Linked DNA regions of Homo sapiens: region 1 is linked to region 2. The links are chromatin contacts, found by Hi-C or POLR2A ChIA-PET in ENCODE. All regions are on one chromosome and are shown on one strand. Each heading gives the region's core, a stretch centred on a gene start or an enhancer-like site at or near the end of the contact. The rest is flanking DNA. Distances are from core to core; before and after follow the strand shown.

Region 1 (3,036 bases), core at 237-2,736, 1.1 Mb after region 2:
AGATGAAGCTCCTGCTGCTTTTGCTTTCTTCGCTCAAGAGAACTTGTTGGTTGGCTACTAGATGACACTGATTGTAATTTAAAATGCATAGCTAGGGTTACACAGAGTTGCTTTGCTCTGAAGATAGAGTGACCTGTCTTATTAGTCAATAAAATTCAGAAAGCTAGGTGGTAAACTGTACATCATGGCCTGAAGGCTGTAATCCATAACTTCTCTAGTTGATAACTGCTTATTTAAAAGTATGTACCCATCACCCTCTACCCTCCACTGACTAGTTTTATACCAAGTGTTGGCTTCAGAGAGGTACAAACAGAGGACACTCATGAAAAGAAGAAGACTCTATTTACTCCTGGATGAAAGTTGAGAATTAGCTTACTCAACATATTTCCAAAGTACAACCATGAGCCCACTCATATTTATTTAGTTTACAGATTTATTAGAAAATAACAGGTAGATTCAGGATTTTTATAGAAAAGGATGGTAGAAGGAGCAATCTGTCTGGAACAAAGGGCTTGGGGTTTTTTGCTGTATTCAAATATCAAAAAACATTGTCAAATGGCTCTGGAGAGTTAGGAAGACAGCTGAAGGAAACGAAGAGTGTTGAATTAGGGAAGCCTAAACATAAGTCTAGTGAAAACTCCTCAATAATCTGACCATGAAGACTGTGGAGCTATTGTAAGGTGATCAGACATCTATCCACATTGAAATGGTTCGGAGAAGAGGATGGGTGCCCAGGCAAAAGGCCCAGAAAAACCTTTTTGGAGGCTTAGGGAAATCTGCAAGTGGGACAGGGATGGGGGAGGGTGCTGCCTTTTGCTGTAATGGCACAGTATGTAATTGGACCAACCCTCCCACTGAAGACAATTGTAAACACAGACAAAATAGAAAAAGATCTTTAAAGCATAAAAGTCTAAAAAGATAGTGAAGAATTACTAAGCTAAGATTCTAGAAAAGTTGGAAACCCAAAGAGGTGAACGAGGGATTCCAGAAATTCCCCAGGGGCATTTGCAGATTTGGAAGAGGAAACCAAGAGGCAGACTAAGCTTTTGATAGTAGGACCAGGGGCTGCAAAATCTGAGAGCTGCTGAGAGTAATGAGAAAGGCAGTCTCTGACAGCCAGGAGCTGAATGGGCACTCACAGCCAGACCTCAGTGTTCTCCTGTTGAACACAAACAATTTCATGGAATATGAACATCAGACACAACCACTCTTGTGACTCTGATGGATCAAGACAAACACAAGCCAACTCCATAATCATGTCTGAACACAGGCAAACATGAACGTTGTCCAAACCACAAAAATGACCAAACATCTTCAGGTCCTGGCTAATATGAATGACTGCTGTTTCTTCACCAATTTCAGCCTTAGCCTTTGTCTAATCTCTTAATAAGATACGAAATCATAGAATCACCCCCACTTTCTTAGAACATTTAAACCAAAACGAAGCCCTGCCCCATGAAACTCTCATGCAAATCACCTATAACATCCCATAATGACCCCTTTCTGACACTCTCTTTCTGAGATGCCCCAGGGCTCCCCAGGGTGTTTTCCCTTGATGTAGTGAGTTAATAAACCCAGTTGGTTCAAAAATCACCACCAAGCTTTTTGCCTAGTTGGGTGGTGGATTTTTCTTTTATTACTATGCTATTGAGTTTTGTGCTGGAACACAGATAAGTTACTTGAGAAGTTTCATCCTTTTGGATCCTGCTTTTAAGATTTGTTAGGCAGGACCAGAGCAGAGACTTATCTGCTCCCCACTACTGAGGTAAGACACTTTAGCACACTCTACCCATTGGCCCATTCATCTTGAGGTTCTCCAGTTTGATGGGTAGGCACAAGCACTACTTCTGTCTCTGTGCAAGCACCAGGCTTTGTTCCCACTAATCCTTTTCAGTGGTTCAGTTTCTGGCAACGTTTATTTTCTGCTCATGTGCATATTGATCATTGATCAGCAGAATACTCCAGGAAAATCCTCAGCAGGTTTCCAAAGCCTGCCCTCCCACACACCGTTCGTCTCTTTCTGCAGCTCTCTCCTCTTTGGTATTCATCCTATGAACTCTGGTTTCCTTGCTCTCCCAGAATCTCATCTGCATCTCCTCAACTCAAAGAATCTGCTGGGCTCTGCCTTAGTTCTGTCTCCCTGCAAAGCAGCCTGGAACCTCTCTCAAGGCAGAAAGCTGGGAAAATCACAGAGCTTGCCTATTTGTTTCCTTCTCTCCAGGGATTGCTGTCTTGGGTTGCCTGATATTCATTGTCTTGTAAACTGTCTTTTGTTCATCTTTTTTTGGTTGTTTTAAGCAGGAGAATAAATCAGAGTCCCTACTCTATCTTGGCCAGAAGCAAAAGTTTTTTTAGATCTTTTAGTTAAATTTTTAAGTAGGGGAGAAGCCAAAACATTACTGATTTGGTTTAATCAGTTGGTTTTAATCGGTTGGTTGAAAGCATGCAAATTTACTTTCAAAATATTTAACAAGCTCAGAATCACCCTGGTTTATTTTGCCATCATTTTTCCTGTTTGAGAATGTGTCATCAGTTATTTAAATAATCTGTAATTGGAAAGAAAATAACAGAGGCACCAGCATTTTTCATTTGGCTACTAAATAAAAATTTTTAATGCTGTAAAATAGCAGTTGTTCAATGTCAAGTTTGTCTAATATTCTGTTCCACTTTAACAACATCAGATTTTTATGGCGGCATTTTTCTGTTTTTGTTTTCAGTAAGTGCTTTGTGGAAGGCATTGCAAAAGATAACCATTTTTGAAAAACCATCTTCCTGTCAGTTACTGATTTAAAATTCTGAGAATACATGTTTTCATTTTCTGTTACAACTGAATGAGTTTAAAAGAAGCTATAGATTGCATTTACTAGGTGAATTTCCCCTCCCTACCCCCATTTCTCATATTTTGCATAAGGCTCTGAGTCTTTATACTAACATAAACTTTCACTGATTTTCTTTAAATTAAAAATTTTAAGCCCATAATATAGACTCTGTCTCTATTTTGTCTGAAAAAGAACATAGGCATAACAATAATTCTTA
Region 2 (3,004 bases), core at 14-2,513:
TCACTTGAGGTCTGGAGTTCGGGACCAGCCTGACCAATATGGTGAAACCCTGTCTCTATTAAAAATACAAAAAATTACTTGGGTGCCATGGCACACACCGGTAGTCCCAGCTGCTTGGGAGGCTGAGGCAGGAGAATTGCTTGAACCAGAGAGGCGGAGGTTGCAGTAAGCTGAGATGGTGCCATTGCACTCGAGCCTGGATGGCAGAGCAAGACTCCATCTCAAAAAAAAAAGGAAAAAATAGATGCAGTTGAAGCTTTGTAGACTCGTACCTCTTTATGCATACACAATGGAAAACAGGATATGTGTATTCTCTGATCCTTTCAATAGGCCTGAGGACCGCTCCTCACCAGAGTTCTACAGTACACAGCGGCTCAATCAGAGGAGAAAAAGTCCTTGTACTAAAGCTCATGCTCCTTAGTGGGGATCACTTATCCCTCACTTACCAAATTCCTGTAAAGGAGGAGAGATTTTTCTTCTCCTTCCAGCTCAAGGAGTGTTGAAGGGGCGCTTTGCATCCTTTGCTCCTTTTCTCACTTGGAGGAGGAGGATTCCTCTGGTTAGATTAAGGACAGTCTATCTGCCACTGGGCCACACCTTCACACAGGGGTGGGGAAACGGACTCAAAAATAACCTAAGGTGTGGCCGCCCCTCCCTTGTGCTGCCAGCTAAAGGCTTCCTGGATGGAGAGGAGAACTAGGGCTCCTTGGTTTTCCTGTGGTTTACCTGTCTGGAGATGCCCACACTGTTCCCTTTCTGGGGGCAGCTGTCCCTGCCACCCCCTGAACTTTTTAATCACACAGTGACTGATTTGATGAGGCTAAAGGAGATCTTCTATGCAGGGGGCTGGATGAAGGCACCCAGAGTCAGCTCTACACAAGGGTCGCATTCTAGATGTCGGGGGACAGCCCCCGTGGCCACAGGTTCCAGCCGTGCTCTTTAATTCTGTCTTCCCAGGAGTTGCTGGTCCTCCATTCCCAGAGTGGGTCCTTTGGTCCCCATTTAACACATCTGGCTAGAACCCTGGGCAGACTGTGTTAAAGATCATCCACACTCAGTTCTCAAGGATGACTTAATAATGGGAGGAAGCGCAAAATCTCCACCCCATAAACAGCTTGTAATTTTACATATGAAATGTTTTAAGTTTCACAAGGCACACAAGAGAATAGGAAGGAGGCATCTCTTCTTGCTTCTGAGAAAGCTCAGCTGCAGGTCCCCAGAGGCTTGAGCCCCGCCAACTAGGAGGGAGGAGTTGAGTGCGCTGGAAGAGTCCGTAAAAAACCCCAGAGCCCCAGCTTGCACGATGTTCTGTGCCGTCATTGGCTCTCCTAGTTCCCCTCTCTCTCCTACCTTCAGCTCTGCACAGCTCACCAGAAAAGTCGCCTGGAGACAGGAAGTATAAACTTGTGCATAAATATAGACCCATTTTTAAATATCCCTTGTGCTTAAAGGGACCAGGCCAGAATTCTCTTCCCCTAATGAGCAGGATTAAATTCTTCCCCTTCAAACATTCGGTGTATTTGGTAAGAAGACCCCTATTAATATAAGAAAGGAACTCTAAGTAAAATATCTCAGGATCCCAGTTCTTTACAATATTTCCCACGACCTGTGAACAATTATTATGGTGTAGTAAATTAGGGAGCATGGCTTTCTCTGGCAACCAAATGTCAAGATAACGACCTAATAATACTCACTGGGGATATAAATAGTGTGGTCTGGGCCACATAGATCCATTTACCACCAGTTTAGGAATTTACCATCAGTTTAAGAATTTACCAGTTCTTTCTCCTTAAGGGGCATCTTTGGACAGCCTTGAATTGGAAGAAATGGCTGTCTGGAGTCTAGCCCAAAGGGCCAGGTTGGAGGAAGCAGAGAAGGTGGTTATTAAAATCAACAACATTCGCAGGAGATTGGATCACTTGCTTTCTTCAGTAAACAGAAAGAGTAGAGCTTTGGCTGTGAATTTTTTGGTGGTTAATTTTTGCTGTTTTTTTCTGCCAGCCCCTATTGCCAATCTCTCTCCATGTTCTTTGAAAGATCATTCTTTCTATCCTTGCAGATCACACGGAATTACTCAGCAAGGAGCAGGGCAGAAAACAGGAGGTTACATGAGAGTCTACACACTGGCCAGGAAGCTGCCAAGTCCCTTTTCCCTGCTTGGCAGCCAGAACCCTGAGGATGAGGCCCAACCCCCAGCTGTGAAGCTGGAGAGACTGAATGGCTCAAAAGAAAAGGTGTCCAGGAACCAATAATTGGGGGATCTCCCAGTGAGGCAACCAGATCTGTACCTGTTCATTTATTCTTTAATTTGTTCACTCAAGAAAGAGCCTACTATCTGCCAAGCAGTCTTGATGCTGCAGATACAGCGGTAAATAGACACCAATCCCTGACCTCAAGGCACTTATATTCTAATAGTGAAGAGACAGTAAACTAAATAAATCATACCATATATTAAAAGATAGACTGGGTGTGGTGGCTCACGCCTCTAATCTCAGCACTTTGGGAGGCCAAAGCAGGTGGATCACTTGAGCTCAGGAGTGTTGATCAGCCTGGGCAACAAGATGAAACCCTGTCTCTACCAAAAATACAAAAAATTAGGTGAGCCTCCATGGAGGTGTGCATCTGTGGTCCCAGCTACTCAGGAGGCTGAGGTGGGAGAATCGCTTGAACGTGGGAGGATTGCTTGAGCCCAGGAGGCAGAGGTTGCAGTGAGCTGAGATTGTGCCACTGCACTCCAGCCTGGATGACAGAGTAAGACCCCATCTCAAAAAAAAGATAAATGCTATAGAAAAAAATAAATAAATTGAAAAAGAGGGATAGGGAATGCTAAGTGAAAGTGAAAGGGAGAGTGTTAGATAGGGGGATGGGGGATCCCTTGCTGAGAAGGTGACATTTGAACAAAGACGCTCTCGATGGTGAAGCTATCCGTTGGCAAGCCTAATCTATGCACACAAGTCTTCCAGTCAGTTTTTTTAGTGCCTCATTCTTTAAATATTTACAGATA

What was found. A loop is a pair of places that touch in the nucleus more often than their neighbours do. ChIA-PET counts read pairs that join two places held with the same protein, here RNA polymerase II (POLR2A). Pooled maps may share reads with other maps.
Region 1: a pooled map shows a loop between it and region 2 (2.0-fold over the local background). The contact joins two enhancer-like sites. A Hi-C loop is called at or near these places in 1 of 37 single-sample maps with no recorded cell type and 1 of 50 pooled maps. POLR2A ChIA-PET finds 5 or more read pairs at or near these places in 2 of 52 experiments (GM12878 and activated CD4-positive, alpha-beta T cell).

What each region holds. Positions count from the first base shown.
Region 1 is chr5:96,869,070-96,872,105 of GRCh38, forward strand. It overlaps a transcript of ERAP1 not described here. Among named protein-coding and RNA genes, the nearest start is that of ERAP2, 5.9 kb to the right of the region's middle. Within about 2 kb of position 1,487, at least 4 of the 41 ENCODE cell types and tissues checked have a DNase peak (open chromatin) inside an H3K27ac peak, as active enhancers do; they include GM12878, where a contact is called at or near this core.
Region 2 is chr5:95,807,613-95,810,616 of GRCh38, forward strand. No RefSeq gene overlaps it. Among named protein-coding and RNA genes, the nearest start is that of GLRX, 14 kb to the right of the region's middle. RefSeq lists enhancers at 775-824, 1,075-1,164, 1,585-1,664. Within about 2 kb of position 1,264, at least 28 of the 41 ENCODE cell types and tissues checked have a DNase peak (open chromatin) inside an H3K27ac peak, as active enhancers do; they include GM12878, where a contact is called at or near this core.